2 separate regions of the Homo sapiens genome follow, and region 2 is linked to region 1. A link is an interaction called in ENCODE POLR2A ChIA-PET data of the cell type or tissue named here. Cell type or tissue: A673. All regions are shown on one strand. Each heading gives the region's core, and the rest is flanking DNA. Links, peaks and the distances in the headings are about the cores only. Region 1 overlaps MACF1 (microtubule actin crosslinking factor 1). Region 2 holds the start of LOC124904088 (a long non-coding RNA gene).

Region 1 (8,330 bases), core at 16-8,015:
AACAATAAACGGCCCTTCAAAGAAACTCATCGTACTTCCTAGAAGCTCATAGCTTATTAGCGAGCTTGAAAGTGCCCAGGATATTTTTCTGAAGCTCCAGAACCAGCCTAAGGCTGAGACCATTTACCATTCATTTCTAGGCACAGTGAGGATCAGTCCTTTTCTGCAAGTCTGTGCTTATCTTAACCATGTTTACTAATCAACTACTAAACGATCAATACATACAAGTTCTGCACAGGATACATTCTAGTTTTTCTGGAAATATATTTCTTCCTTCTTATACAAATGATAAATCTTAGTTGTGAATGCTACATACTGATACTGTATGTGAAGAATTTTAGTAAACTCAAATCCAACTGCTCAGTCCTTTTCTTTGGTTACAGATATATTTGTTTGTTGCTTTTTTTTTTTTTTTTGAGATGGAGTCTCGCTCTGTCACCCAGGTTGGAGTGCAGTGGCGCGATGTCGGCTCACTGCAACCTCCACCTCCTGGGTTCAAGCGATTCTCCTGCCTCAGCCTCCTGTGTAGCTGGGACTACAGGCGCATGCCACCATGCCCGGCTAAGATGGGGTTTCACCATGTTGGCCAGAATGGTCTCGATCTCCTGACAGCGTGATCCACCTGCCTCAGCCTCCCAAAATGCTGGGATTACAGGCATGAGCCACTGCGCCTAGCCTGTTTGTTGCTTTAAAATCTCACCTTGCTATCAAATTTCCAGACAGATTTTTGTAAAATCTATCAATCCTTTCTTGATGATTTTACTACCTTCCATTCAATTTTACTACCTTCACTGGGGCATGAGGCTCCTTTAAGATGATGCAGTGGCTGCAAGCCTGGGATTTTGCTTGTGACACTGATATTTAAAATACAACTGGCAATATTTTAAAAGGGAGCTGGAAAAGGTTCAACATGAAGCAAACTTAAAGGCCTTAAAGGCTCCTTCACCTTCTCCACATCCAGTTGCTATGGTGGGGGTGGAGAGGATTATTACAGAGCATTGGAATTCTTTGTGGGGTGGGGAGGTGGGGGTGGTCACATAAGGGTTATAAATATCAGCAGCCAAACTCTTGGTTGGCTGTGGAGAACAACTGAGAGACTGTAGTCTCCCCTTAAAGGCACAGAACAAGGAAGCTCCCTGAAGTATGTCCACAAAGGAAGTTCCTCTTCTCTTTGGCAATGCATCATCAACCAAACACCTGCATCAACAACTGACAACTGTACGTAAATTCCAGCCAGGGAAAGTGACCAGGAGGTGTTAAGCCAGACACAGATTAAGGCCAGCAAAAATAAAGAATCCAGAGCCTGGCTTAAAGGAAAGCTGACTTAGAAGTGGTTGTTGCCACTACACACAGTCATAATCAGATTATCAGAAGGCTGCTTGTTACATAAATATTTAACTAGTAACCTATTCCACCTGAATTCTAAGTTTCCCATGTATAGGTGGCAATTTCTTCCAGGGCTATAGTTCTCAACAGAGGGTAATTCTGCCTTCCAGGGAGACATTTTTAGTTGTACAACTGGGAAGTTACTAGGTCAGAAATGCTGCTAAACAGCCTACAATGCACAGGACAGCTTCTCACAACAAAGAATTATCCAGTCCAAAATGTTGATAGTGGCAGGCAGAGGTGGTGGCGTGAGTGGCTGCCCCTTTCCTCCCCACCCACCCCCAAAAAATGTCAATAGTGCCGAAATTGAGAAATCCATTTTAGGATACTGTCTTTATTTCCTTGGACCCTAGTTCCTATTTGGAGTAGCTTTGTTTAAGGAAGAAAGGAAAAAACCAAGACAGGCCAAGGAAGGGTCAGCACAAGGTGGGGGTTGGCAGGGATAGAGGATACCCACTCATCTTGGTAAAGCTGGGGAAACCTAAACCTCCAGGTGACAGACAGGTCATACCAAGTGTGATTTCCTGTCTCTCCAAGGGCAGGTAGATAACGCTAACCTCATTTGCTCTATCCTCCAGTGACTCACTCTCAGGCAGGTGTACTAACTGCCAAAAACGTACATGAGCTGATACTGTCCTTGTAATCATTTGAAAGGAAGGAGTAAACTGGCAGTCTTTCAACTCCATGCTGGGCCCTGTCTTCCAGGGCTTTTCTTTTTCTTTTTTTGGAGACGGAGTCTCTTTCTGACACCCAGGCTGGAGTGCAGTGGTGCGATCTCGGCTCACTGCAACTTCTGCCTCCCAGGTCCAAGCCATTCTCCTGCCTCAGCCTCCCCAAACAGCTGAGACTACAGGCATGTGCCACCATGCCCAGCTAATTTTTGTATTTTTAGTAGATACAGGGTTTCACCATCTTGGCCAGGCTCGTCTCGAACTCCTGACCTCAGGTGATCCACCCACCTCAGCCTTCCAAAGTACTGGGATTACAGGCGTGAGCCACCGCCCCCAGCCTCTTCCAGGGCTTTTCTCATGTGCACATGAAGATGCCTAAGCTTGCTTTCTATGTGGCAATAAATCAATCAATCAATCAATCAATCAATCAATCAATCAAATGAAGGCGTTTACAAGACTTTCTTATTCTGTTTTCATAGTAGGATACCTAGGTCCCCCGGTAGAAACTTCAAGTATACTGAGACCCTGATCCTGGGCTCTGCTCAACCTGAATTAGGAATGAAAATAATCCTAAGGAAGCCTGATGCTGCACCTATTAGAACCCAGCAGCCCAGCCTCAAAGACAAGAAAGGAAAAGACCAACTGGTTTGGGTGCTTTATATGCACCACTGGGTGAAGTGAACCACTATGAGAAACTCGCAGACCCTAAAGAGGTCTGTCAGTCAATTTTTCCCATTGTTCGTTCGTTCGTTCTTTCTTTCTCTTTCTTTCTTTTCTTTCCTTCCTTCCTTTCTTTTCTTTCTCTCTTTCTTTCTCTCTCTCTCTCTCTCTCCCTCCCTCCCTCTCTCTCTGTCTTTCTTTCTTTTTTTTTTGAGACAGGGTCTCACTCTGTTACACGCTGGACTGCGGTGGCATGGACGCAGCTCACTGCAGCGTCAACGTCCTAGGATCAAGTGATCCTCCTGCGTCAGCCTCCTGTGTAAGCTGGGACCACAGCATGTGCCGTCATGCCTAGCTAATTTATTTATTTTTTATAGAAGGGCCGCCTCATTTTGTTGCCCAGGCTGGTCTCGAACTCCTGGGCTCAAGTGATCTGCCCACATCAGCCTCCCAGAATGCTATGATTATAGGTGTGAGCCACTGTGCCTGGCCCCATTGTTCATTTTATCACTGAGAGGTAGAATGCCAAGTCTGAAGCATGACCCAAATACACAACAATATAAATACATATGAAAAACAAGTGAATGAAGGTGCATCCAGGTTTCTTGATAATGCTCACCAGTATGATGCCCAAACCATCAAATACTTTCTGAGTGAGAAGTCACATGGTTCTTGCGGGGAGCAGGGGGCAAAGGAGGGGTTGGTTTAAGATTCAGAATGATCTCAGTTCAAGTAAAACCTACGTAGGGAATTTCAAAATGAGGAAAATCTCTTGTTATCATCAGAGACTTAACATATATATATATATATATATATATATATTTTTTTTTTTTTTTTACCCTTCCCAGGAAGGTCACTCTAGGGGAATTCTTTGGCTCAAGTTTCAGTGATAAAAACGTCCTTCCTTTCTTGTTAGCCTCCTGTTAGACACATACAATTCCTTTTCCTCAATAACCAGACTCCCTTGTTCAGGAAAACGGAATTTCCTGAAGAGATTTGCCAAAGTCTTTTCTTTCCAGCTTTCTGAAAACAAGCTCAATCCTCTCATTAGTGATTTCTAGAATGGCTTCTTCCTTTCTACTTCCAACAGAGAGCTGAACCTGGTAAAGATCCTAACTCAGGAAGCCTGAGATCTCTGCCTGGTTTGAGTGGAAAGGAACTCTCTTCCACTCCCATGTGATAGAATCTGGTCTGCCAGTGAGGACCTACTAATCATTCAGAAGCAACTGAGGGAAAGCCTTTCCTAGGAATAATGTATTTTAGTATTCCACATTCATTTAAGGAAGAAATAATTTTCCCCACAGACTGCAGATCCATGGATCTATCAGCAAGACTGTACAGTCCCAAGTAAGACTGGGGGGTTCTTCACAGGCCTAACTCATCTGTCTATTCTAGCTCCCATGGAGTTAGCTGGGTTAAAGCAGAGTTTCCGTCTCCCAGATTCATATCCTCTTCTCTTGTGCAGATTCTGTGCTAAAAGTATGATTCCATTAAAAAAAGAGCTGAAAACTTACAGCTAATGCTGTTTTTAAAAATATTTATCTTCATCTTTGTTTTTACCTTATTAAAAATAATTTGAATCTGAAAACAGAGTCATACTTTATAAATCTGGTCTGCTGCTGGAGTAAGGAAAGATTAATCTATGGCTGGACTATAATACATTAACCCAGGAACTCCACACTCAAATCATGAAAATGACTCAGTCCTCAGAATGGGTCCAAAAAGACCTTCCCTTTATGCGGCCTCCTGGGGACTATGGAACTGACACACAGAATTTTTCTCCTCTCATTGTTTTCACTTCCGATGAGCTCAGCATGAGTTCAGCCAAGAATATGCTCCTCCCCTCCTGACCAAAGATTTTTGCTGGGAGAAGGCAAAAACTCTTTCCAAAGCTTTTGACTTCCCTACAAGGTGGACAGGTGGAACAGGGCTTTTGATTTGCATCCCCAACTTGAGGGTGGATACTGATCATTTTATGGTAACTACCTACTGACTTGACAATGGACTACACACAGGACACTCCACCACCCTTCTCCCTTCTCCCACTCTTCTTCCAGGCTTGCCTTGTCAACACCAGTCCACTGTTGATGAACACACTCTGCAAGAGCCCAGCCGATCAGTGTCCAGTCCCAGCCTTCACATCCAGAGTATCTGAGGTGGAAGGCTTATTTTTAGAAATCAGTGAAACGAATTTGGCTATGACAAGCAACTAAGTGCTATTGAACTCTGAGCACTATTAGGCAACATACTAGGATAGAAATAAGATAAAGTAATGCCCAGTAATTTTTTGAAATCTTCCAGCAACATCAAAAGTCAGAATGTCTCTAGAAACCAAGGATTAAATGAAAAGGAAAAGATGACTTGTCCTCAAATCCAAACACTATTTATGCCTGCATGTGGACTCTTTTGTACATTTTAGCTCATATCTAATGCAATTTTAACAGGCCTGTTTATCTCATTTTCTAGCTCAGTGAAGATTAGAAGGGAGGAATAGACTACACAGACCAAATGACAGCAGTGAAAAGTGATAGCAGTAGGAAATAATAACCAATATCATGGTGGTGGGCAGAAATCCCAAAATTACCTCCTCCTCTCCACACACACATGCACAGCCAATCCAACCAGTATAATACTATAGAGGCCCTAAACAATAACTTCAATATAGAAATCAAAGTGCACAGTAATTTGGGAATACTTAATACAAAGCAGCTCCAAATGTGTCTCACATCCTTGAGAATATCACCATAGTATAGACAGTACAACCATTTAAATAATGTTAACCTGCACTCATTAAAAAAAACTTATGCATAATACATATTTAGAAAATTAGGCAAATTGAGTTTAAAATAATTCCTATATAAACCAGAACCTGGTTAGATGAAACTATTTTGTGTGTTTTTTTTTTTTTGAGAAGGAGTCTCACTCTGTCACCCAGGCTGGAGTGCAGTGGCGCCATCTTGGCTCACTGCAAGCTCCACCTCCTGGGTTCATGCCATTCTCCTGTCTCAGCCTCCCGAGTAGCTGGGACTACAGGCGCCTGCCACCATACCCAGCTAATTTTTTGTATTTTTTTTTAGTAGAGACAGGGTTTCACCGTGTTAGCCAGGATGGTCTCGATCTCCTGACCTCGTGATCCACCCGCCTCGGCCTCCCAAAGTGCTGGGATTACAGGCGTGAGCCACCGCACCCGGCTGATAAAACAAAACTATTTTGGAGCCTAAAGGGATAAGTTTCAGTTTTCTAAAAATTTCATTGAGTTGGTTAGATGGTTAATTCTAAATAGCCTGGATGCAAGTAAATTGGATAACTGAAGCATACCTGTAGAAGAAAGTCTCTGCTTTTGAGACACTTATAACAAAAGAGGAAAGAAAAATGTGCAAGCTGAAACAGGGAAGGCCACACTACCACTAGAAAGGAAGTTTCTAAGAGGAATGCACTGCTTCACGGGTTTACGTTTTCTCTACCTACCCTTTCCTTATCTGGGTGCCTCAAGAAACCCAAATACGATGACTCCTCTTGCTCAAAATTGTACTATCTCCAAACATGGTAAGAAGGCCTTCAGCCAATGTCCCACTTTAGTGCTGAATTTCTCCCAAGCTCCTAGAGGGGCCCTTCTGAAACAGCCACATTTTTGCACTTGGATCCTGTCTACAAAACTGTGACGTCTCTAGGACTACGTGGCTCTGAGCTGGTGTCAACATTACCTCTGCATCCATGTTTTTAAGATAAATAACGCTGGCAAGCAGGGTCTCTGAGATCACAATTTTACTTTAATGGCAGGAGTGTTAACTGTGTAAGCAGGAATAATTAACTCTAGTGATGGAAACAAAGTGCTGAAAGTATCCTTTCCAAATCTATTCCATGTACAGTGGCAGAGTGAGAGACTTTTACGTATTTACCACAAGGAAAACTCTAGGGGCAACAGGTTAATATAGTGAGAACCAAGATCCAACAGATGTGCTCCTAACCCAGTAAATCCACACTTTTGGGTCATGTAATCATCTCCTGTTACTTTAATTTATACTCACACAATCTCAGGAATGGAGATTTTGGCTCAGGCAAAGAATTAAAGTATTTTTGCAATTAAGGCAGTACTTCTCAAACTTCTTTCCTATAGGCAAAGAACTTGTACTCTTGAGGAGTCTGGGATGTATTATTAAGCTGCTTACTATATAAATGGGAGATTTATTTGAAGTGTCATGTTTTATCTTAACAATTAATGATAATTTTATGTTTTATTCCATAATATATCAAATATACATCAATATCCTCCCCTAAAATCTATGTAAAATAAACCCTTTAGGAAGATGAGACTATGTTTAACTTACGGCTTTTCATACCTCAATTTGAAAAACAGGGGGCTGAGTGCGGTGACTAATGCCTGTAATCCCAGCACTTTGGGAGGCTAGGGCGGGTGGATCACTTGAGGTCAGGAGATCGAGACCAGCCTGGCCAATATGGTGAAACCCCATCTCTACTAAAAATATAAAAATTAACCAGGCGTGGTGGTGAGCGACTGTAACCCCAGCTACTTGGGAGGCTGAGGCAGGAGGATCACTTGGACCCCGGAGGTGGAGGTTTCAGTGAGCCTAGATCGCCCCACTGCACTCCAACCTGGGCTACAGAGCAAGACTCTGTCTCCAAAAAAAAAAAAAAAAAAAAAAAAACACACAAAAACCAGAGACCTGAAGATACATTCACTGCTATTACAAAATCTGGTAATCTGAAATCTCAAGAAATCCTAAAAGGAAATTCTTAGAGTAAGAGATAAGACTTGGACATTTCTTTCTATATCCTTAATTGGTTATAAAGACTGAAATAAACTACAATAGAAAAATGCTCTGGCTGGGCGTGATGGCTCATGCCTGTAATCCCAACACTTTGGTAGGCTGAGGTGGGCGGATTGCCTGAGCTCAGGAGTTTGAGACCAGCCTGGGAGACATGGTGAAACCTCGTCTCTACAAAAAATACAAAAAATTAGCCGGGTATGGTGGCGCCTGTGGTCCCAGCTCCTTGGGAGACTGAAGTGGGAGGATCGCTTGAGCCTATGAGGTCGAGTCTGCAGTGAGCCGAGATCGCACCACTGCACTCCAGCCTGGGTGAGAGAGAGAGACCCTGTCTCAAAAAAAAAAAAAAAAAAAAAAAAGAAGAAGAAGAAGAAAAAGAAAAAGAAAAATGCTCAAACCAGTTTGCTCAGAAGTCCGAGAGACTATTTAGTCTTCAGACAGTGTGCTTTCATGGTGATGGAAGTGACAATAATAAAACTAGGGACAGAAGTTAAAATGTATACTTGACTGGTTTCCAAGTTACAAGCAAATAAATACATGTAAAAGAAAAAGAAAAACAAGGTTCAGACTTACTTTAAAATCTGCTAATTGTTGGTTGATGATTTCCACTTCGGTCCCCACTACCCACTGGAGGGCCTCTGCCTCCTCTGCTGCTGTGGTCGCGTCATTGAGTCCTTTCAATTTCCTGTAGAAGTCCTCTACACGGCCTAGTGTCAGTTCCAGCTGTTCCTGACGAGCTTTCCCCCTCTCTGTCAGTTTGCCACACTGTTTGTTCAGGGCTTCTAGCTCCCTTTTGAGACCTAACAAATCCAGAGTCCCCTCTTCT
Region 2 (8,330 bases), core at 53-8,052, 350 kb after region 1:
TCCACCGACATTGTTGGGAGAGGTGGCCTTGATTATGGATGAAAGGCCTGAGTGGATAACTAGGCCTCTTCTACATCACCCTGGTGGGGAAGGGAAGGAGTACTTCATTACAGCCTAACAAGGTTTGGAGATCTAGGCTTTCCACTTGGCCTTTGCTGATGGGGGTGAGGGTGGGGCTGGAGTAGAGGGGCTATAGTCTAAAGGCTGTCTGTCGGCTGGATGCAGTGGCTCATGGCTGTAATCCCAGCACTCTGGGAGGCTGAGGCAGGCGGATCATTTGAGGCCGAACGAAAGGCTGAGGCAGGCAGGAGAACTGCTTGAACCCGAGAGGCAGAGGTTGCAGTGAGTCGAGATCGTGCCACTGCACTCCAGCCTGGGCGACAGAGTGAGACTCTGTCTCAAGAAAAATCAAACCAAATGAAAACTAAAAATAAAAAAATCAAGGCTGTCTGTCTTTCTAGGCTGTTTATTTTCTTGTCCTTTGACTCAGAAAGCAGACTTGCAGGACACCATGGTTCACGCTTATAATTCCAGCACTTTGGGAGGCTGAGGCCAGAGGATTGCTTGAGCCCAGGAATTTGAGATCAGCCTGGGAAACAGTGAGACCCCCATCTCTACAAAAAAACATAACAAACAAACAAACAAAAAAAACAAAAAGGCCGGGCACGATGGCTCATGCCTGTAATCCCAGCACTTTGGGAGGCCGAGTCGGGCGGATCACCTGAGATCAGGAGTTTGAGACCAGCCTGACCAACATGGTGAAACCCCATCTCTACTTCTAAAAATACAAAAAATAGCAGGGCGTGATGGTGCATGCCTGTAATCCCAGCTACTCAGGAGGTGAGGCAGGAGAACTGCTTGAGCCCAGGAGGCAGAGGTTGCAGCAGTGAGCTGAGATCGCGCCAGTGCACTCCAGCCTGGGCAACAAGAGTGAAACTCCGTTTCAAAAAAAAAAAACAACTGTATTGATTAGTCAGGCATGGTGGCGCAGATCTGTAGTCTAAGCAGCTTAAGCCTGGGAGATCAAGGCTGCAGTGAGCCATGATTGCACCACTGCACTCCAGCCTGGGCGATAGAGCAAGACACTCTTTCAAAAAAAAAAAAAAAAAAAAGACAAGCTTTTCTTGGGGCTTTTGTCTGCAATCGTTGGCAGTTTTGGGTTGCTGGCTTCTCCAGTACCCATTCTGACATATATGAGGCAAAAAGAAAACTTAGGGAGGTCACTGCTGAGTCATTCCTTGGATCTGGAGGTCCCTAACCAATCTGCTTTCTTCTTGTTCAGAGTCATCTTATGTTCATTTTGTATAATATAGAGTGTTTTTGGGGTTTTTAGCTGTACTTAGCAGGAGGACTGGGGAAAAGAATATCTACTCTATCTCTCAGAAGCAGAAGTTGCTCCAGATACTTTGAAAAATTAAAGCCAGTGTTTAAAAATTCCTCAAAATGGCCAGGCATTGTGGCTCACACCTGTAATCTCCACATTTTGGGAGGGCAAGGCGGGGAGCCTAGGGGTTGGAGACCAGCCTGGACAACATGGCGAAGCCCTGTCTCTACAAAAAAATTAGCTGGCATGGGGCGGGAGCGGTGGCTCACGCCTGTAATCCCAGCACTTTGGGAGGCCGAGGCGGGAGGATCACGAGGTCAGGAGATCGAGACCATCCTGGCTAACATGGTGAAACCCCGTTTCTACTACAAAATACAAAAAAATTAGCCGGGCGTGGTGGCGGGCGCCTGTAGTCCCAGCTACTTGGGAGGCTGAAGCAGGAGAATGGCACGAACCCCGGGAGGCGGAGCTCGCAGTTAGCCGAGATCGCGCCACTGCGCTCCAGCCTGGGGGACAGAGCGAGACTCCGACTCAAAAAAAAAAAAAAAATTAGCCAGCGTGGTGGCACATGCCTGCAGTCTCAGCTACTTGGGAGACTTGAGGTGGGAGAATCACCTAAGCCCCGGGAGGTAGAAGCTACACACTCCAGCCTGGGCAACAGAGTAAGACCTCGTCTCAAAAAAATTTTTTTTCTCAAAGAAATGTAGACTTCTGGTTGCTCATGAAATGCTGGAAGATGAGTCATCCTGGGCCTGCACTTTGATTTGGTAACAGTTGGCTGTTGCTGGGTGCCCACTGCCCCGTAGACGGATTATACTGCATTGAATTTACCGTAGGTCCCACCCGTTCATACTCACTTAGAAAAGGCCCGCATCACTCATCCTTGCATGACTGCCAGAGTGTGAACTTGCTATCTCTGTATTGAAGTTGTGTTTCATCTCCAGGAAGTGTTGGCTGCAGCAAAGATTGGATGTGACACCAGAAAAAAAGAGTCATTGGCAGGATCCTTTAAGGATTCTGCTACATCACTGCAGAAGTGTTCTGTCTCCCAGCACAGAAAGTCTGCCTTAGCACATACTGTTCTGAGCAGTTACAGTTTTTAAAAAAACTTCCCCTCCCTTATCTTAGGAAACAGCTAGCCCATTTCTCCTCTTAATTAACCCCTAATCATGACTCAGTTACTCAGTTACGCTCCCAGCCCATTCTTGTGGAAGCCCTGCAAAGCAAGCCAGTGGGACCATGGAAACGTGTAATTTAGCGAAGCCTTGGATTCTCAGTGGCTGCAAAGTGAAGCCCCGAGGGGAGGTAGCTTTGTATTCTAAAACAGCAAAGAATGCTGTGTTGGTAGCTCCAGCCAGATTGGTGATCTGAGTAATGTGGACGTTTCAATAGGCCCCAGCAGAGTCCTAAAAATATAGTCTGCCTGGTCAGCTCTGCCATGTCAGTTTCTAAAACTGTCAGCACCAGTAGGGCAGCAGAACCACTCTCAAAGCAGAGGCTTTTCAACTTTTGGGTTCACTGACCGCTTTCAGGGACAGGAGGCCTCACCAGCCTCCTAGCCTCTTTGATCCCAGGCACCCTGGCTTCTTCCTGAGAGGGAAGCATGAAGGGGAAGCTGCCCATCTTCTCTTGCCTGAATCCTCACCACTCCTTGTCTGCAGCTCTGTGTCCAGGAACAGCCACTGTTGCTTCCGACAGGAGCTGAGAAATGATGAGCTCTTTGCTGTATTTTGATAAAATGAAGCCCAACGTGGACAGCAGGCACGAGGTTCCTGCAGGAACCTTGGCTTCTCTGAGGTACTCAGGCCTCTGGGGAACCAAACACAAAACAATTTGATTTGTCATCAAGGACACCAGCTCAACACATTTGCAGATGTGTTTGGCCTGGAACATCATCCTTCTCCTTGGCCACAGTGCCATGTGACTAGCCCTCCAATGCCACAGGGAAATAAGAGCACTGGTGTCAAACTAGGAGGTAACGCGATTCAAAGAGACCCTTCAGGAGGGCTTGGCCATAGATAAAAGGATGAGGGGGAAGGGTAGGCAGGAGGAGGAGAAAAAAGAAACAGCAGTAGCCATGGTTATCTTTTGTCTAGTATCTACTGTGTACAAAGTATTTTGTGTTAGATGCTGTGTGTGTGTGTGTTCACTTAATTATCAGGGAAATCCTGTGAAGTAAGAATGATCTCAGGCTGGGCACGGTGGCTTGTGCCTGTAATCCCAGCACTTTGGGAGGCCTAGGCGGGCAGATCACGAGGTCAAGAGATCGAGACCATCCTGGCTAACACGGTGAAACCCCATCTCTACTAAAAATACAAAAAATTAGCCGGGCATGGTGGCGCACATCTGTAGTCCCAGCTACTCGGGAGGCTGAGGCAGGAGAATCACTTGAACCTGGGAGGTGGAGGTTGCAGTGAGCTGAGATCACACCACTGCACTCCAGCCTGGGTGACACAGCGAGACTCCATCTCAAAACAAAAAAAGCAAAAAAAAAACAATGATCTCTACTTTGCAATTAAAGAAACTTTGACTCAGAGGCTGGGCATGGTGGCTCACTGTAATTTCAGCATTTTGGGAGGCTGAGGTGGATTAATCATCTGAGATCAGGAGTTCAAGACCCGCCTGGCCAACATGGTGAAACCCTGTCTCTACTAAAAATACAAAAAATTGGCCAGGCGGTGGCTCACGCCTGTAATTCCAGCACTTGGGAGGCTGCTGAAGTGGGCAGATCACCTGAGGTCAGAAGTTCGAGACCAGCCTGGCCAACATGGTGAAATCCTGTCTCTACTAAAAATATAAAAATGAAGGCCGGGTATGGTGGCTCATGCCTGTAATCCCAGTACTTTGGGAGGCCGAGGTGGGCAGATCATGAGGTCAGGAGATCGAGACCATCCTGGCTAACATGGTGAAACCCCATCTCTACTAAAAATGCAAAAATTAGCCGGGCGCGGTGGTGCACGCCTGTACTCCCAGCTACTCAGGAGGCTGAGGCAGGAGAATCACTTGAACCCAGGAGGCGGAGGTTGCAGTGAGCCGAAATCGTGCCATTGCACTCCAGCTTGTGCAACAAGAGTGAAACTCTGTCTCAAAAAAAAAAAAAAAAAAAAATATATATATATATATATATACACACACACACATATACAATATATACAACATTGTATGTATGTGTGTGTATACACACACACACACACACACACACACACACACATATATATATAGAGAGAGAGAGAGAGAGAAAGTCCAAAAGCGTGGCTTTTGGAACTGATTCTGGGCTAGGTATAGATCCCAGGAGAACCCGTGTTCTACAAACCTCACTCTGGGCAAAACTGACCCAGACTGGGTTTTGGGATGCTTGATGTAATGAGGCAAGTGGCGCGATCTTGGCTTACTGCAATGGAGCGGCTCCTTCTGCCTGCTGCCGTCAGATTCTCTGCTATCTGGCTGGCAGGACAATTCGCTATGGCCTGGCTTTTGCAACTGATTCTGGGCTAGGTATAGGATCCCAGGAGAACCCGTGTTCTACAAACCCCACTCTGGGCAAAACTGACCCAGACTGGGTTTTGGGATGCTTGATGTTAATGAGGCAAGTGATATGTCTACTGAACTTACTGCTCCAAGTAGGACATTGTAACTTTGAGTTCCCCTCATCCCTTTCATATTGGAGGAGTTGTCTGGGCAGCAGGAGCTACGGCAGGCCAGGGTTGCTCTAGTTTTTAGCCAGAGCTAGCAGGTAAGTGCCTCCCAATGATATGCAGATTAAAGATAAGTAATCCTGGCCCATTTCTGCTCAAGTGGCTATAGTTTGCAAGTGACAGCCACCAATTCCAGGGACTTGAATGGCTACTGGAATTGAGGAAGTCCTCCCACTGACTGGGCTGGGTAGTGCAGGGAGGGAGAGGACACCATTCTGACTGACTCCAGACTGACATCAGGACTAGTCTCCCTAGGAGTGCAGGGACTTTACCTCCTCTGCATTTTCATGACCACTGTCCTAGGCCAGTTGTGTGCCTCCTCACTACAAGCCAGCAATTGCTGGGCCAACATATGCTTCCTGAAAACACAGATCCAGCCTCTCTTGTTCTTTCCACTTATCAGGTGGCTCAAAGGCTACCCAATCAATCTTCCAAAAGCTCAGATCCTAAACCTACACGGGCTCCCCAGTACCATCAGTAACTCCTGTACTTGCTTTCATGGCTCATCTCATCTTTTCAATCTTTGCTCCCTCTTGGTGTTTGGGCCTCAACTACTTTTCTCCTCCTTCTCTCCTCCTCCTCCTCCTCCTCCTTCTTTCTTCTCCTTCTTTCCTTTTTTTTTTTTGAGACAAAGTCTCACTCTGTCACCCAGGCTGGAGTGCAGTGGCGCCATCTTGACTGACTGCAACCTCCTCCTCCCAGGTTAAAGCGATTCTCCTGCCTCAGACCACGCCCGGCTAATTTTTGTACTTTTAGTAGAGGCAGGGTTTCACCAGTTGGCCAGGCTGGTCTCGAACTCCTTACCTTGTGATTCACCTGCCTCGGCCTCCCAAAGTGCTGAGATTACAGGTGTGAGCCACTGCACCCAGCCTTTCTCCTTCTTTCTTCTTCTTCCTTCTTCTTCCGCCTTCTCCTTTGAACCCAGCAGTCAGAGGTGGCAGGGAGTCAAGAGTGTGCCACTGTATTCCAGCCTGGGCTACAGAGCAAGACTCCATCTCAAAAAATAACAATAATAAAACTTCTTCTTTCTTCTCCTCCTCCTCCTTCTTTCCTTCCTTTTTTTTTTTTCAAGACAGTCTCGCTCATTGCCCAGACTGGAGTGCAGTGGCGAGCTCTCTGCTCACTGCAACCTCCGCCTCCCAGGTTCAAGCAATTCTCCTGCCTCAGCCTCCCAAGTAGCTGGGATTATAGGCATGTGCCAACACGCCCAGCTAATTTTTGTATTTTTAGAAGTGATGGGGTTTCACCATGTTGGCCAGGCTGGTCTTGAACTCCTGACCTTGTGATCTGCCTGTCTCAGCCTCCCAATTCTTCTTTCTTCTTCCTTCCTCCTTTCTTCTTCCTCTTTTTCTTCCTCCTCCTTCTTCCTCCCTCCTACTCCTCCTGCCGCCTCCTCCTCCTTCTTCTTCTTTGTCTTTCTCTTCTTCCTTCCTCTTCTTTCTTTTTCTTCTTTTCTTCCTGTTGGGGGCAGGTGTTGCACCAAAATCCATAATGCTGACATGTAAACCAGTTCACAATGGAGGAACTCTGATTGAAGAGGATGTCAGGGATCTGCTAATTCCTTCTCCACTTCCGTTTTAAAACCGCTGCTTGAACCAAATGGTTCTGATCACTGTTGCTCTCAAATACCTCCATGCTGGCTGGGCGCGGTGCCTCATGCCTGTAATCCCAGCACTTTGGGATGCTGAGGCAGGACAATCACCTGAGGTCAGGAGTTCGAGACCAGCCTGACCAACATGATGAAACCCCATCTCTAATAAAAATACAAAAATTAGCTGGGCGTGGTAGTGTGCACCTGTAATCCCAGCTACTCTAGAAGCTGAGGCAGGAGAATTGCTTGAACCCAGGAGGTGGAGGTTGCAGTGAGCCAATATCATGCCATTGCACTCCAGTCTGGGCAAAAAGAGCAAAAATCTCCATCTCAAAAACAAAAAACAAAAAACAAAAAAACCTCCATGCTTTTGCTCATACTGTATTCTCTGTCTGTAATGCCTGGCATCTCTTCATGTCCAAATCTTCTTTCTTCTTCTTCTTTTTTTTTTTTTTTTTTTTTTTTGAGACAGGGTCTCAACCTGTCGCCCAGCCTGGAGTGCAGTGGTGCAGTCATGGCTCACTACAGCTTCTCATGTCCAAATGTTATCTGTCCTTTAGGGCACAACATGAATGCTACAAAGCCTCCAGACCATTCCTCTCTCCAACCCTCAACATTCACTCTTATGCCCAAAAAGGCTTTTTCCCTTCTCTGGGCCTACACAGGACTTGTGCTTCCCTCACGGAAATGAGTGACTACTTTCTACCACAAACTGATTACCCGTATCCAGATTTCATTTCTTAGCTCCATAAGAGGCAGGCCCATGACTCTATCCATCATCTGTCACTCTTTCACAAAGCTCAACTGAGTGTCTTGTCCTTGGTTTCATGCCAGATGCCACACCTAGAATAAAAGTAATGTTAAGTAAATGAAAGTGGGTTGACCAACATTGTCTCCATCCTTGTGGATAAGGAATTTCTATCTCCTGGGGAGGGTAGACGGAGAGATGTTGGTCTAAAGATACAAAATTTCAATTAGACTGGAGGAATATGTTCAAGAGAACTGTTGTACAACATGGTGATGCTAGTTAATAACAATGTATTACATTCTTTTTTTTTTTTTGAGATGGAGTCTCGCTCTGTCACCCAGGCTGGAGTGCAGTGGTGCAACCTCAGCTCACTGCAACCTCCGCCTCCCAGGTTCAAGTAATTCTCTTGCCTCAGCCTCCTGAGTAGTTGGGATTACAGGTGTGTGCCACCACGCTCGGCTAATTTTTATATTTTTAGTAGAGACGGGGTTTCACCATATTGGCCAGGCTGGTCTCAAACTCCTGACCTCAAGTGATCCACCCCTCCCCGGCCTCCCAAAGTGATGGGATTACAGGCATGAGCCACCGCACCTGGCCAGTGTATTGTATTCCTAAAAATTACTAAGATTTTGTGTTCTCACCACAAAAATGAAAGTATATGGGATAATGCATATATTAATTAGCTTGACTTAGCCATTCTACAATATATACATATTTCAAAACAGTGTGTTGTACATGATAAATATATAAGATTTTGTCAATTAAATAAGAAACTTTTGGGCTGGGTGCAGTGACTCATGCCTGTAATACCAGCACTTTGGAAGCCCAAGGCGGGCAGATCATTTGAGGTCAGGAGTTCAAGACCAGCCTGGCCAACAGGGTGACATCTCGACTCTACTAAAAATACAAAAATTAGCTGGGCATGGTGGCGTGTGCCTGTAATCCCAGGTACTTGGAAGGCTGAGGCAGGAG

Evidence for each region. ChIA-PET counts read pairs that join two places held together with the same protein. Peaks named below come from ENCODE experiments on the same cell type or tissue, not always from the same donor. Only the 100,000 strongest peaks of a DNase experiment are listed, where the experiment ranks them.
Region 2: POLR2A ChIA-PET joins it to region 1 with 15 read pairs; 3 of 35 experiments call an interaction of 5 or more read pairs at or near these places.

Annotation. Positions count from the first base shown.
Region 1 is chr1:39,388,406-39,396,735 of GRCh38, reverse strand. MACF1 (microtubule actin crosslinking factor 1) reads right to left here. Exons shown (of 101, transcript NM_001394062.1): 58 at 8,078-8,330. Among named protein-coding and RNA genes, the nearest start is that of BMP8A, 99 kb to the left of the region's middle. In A673, for the core only: no CTCF peak of the experiment used is centred there; DNase peaks (open chromatin) are centred at 1,005 and 4,485; H3K4me3 peaks cover 1,812 bases; H3K27ac peaks cover 5,323 bases.
Region 2 is chr1:39,041,839-39,050,168 of GRCh38, reverse strand. LOC124904088 (a long non-coding RNA gene) reads right to left here and starts at 7,688. Exons shown (of 3, transcript XR_007065970.1): 1 at 7,331-7,688; 2 at 2,182-3,133. In A673, for the core only: no CTCF peak of the experiment used is centred there; no DNase peak of the experiment used is centred there; H3K27ac peaks cover 431 bases.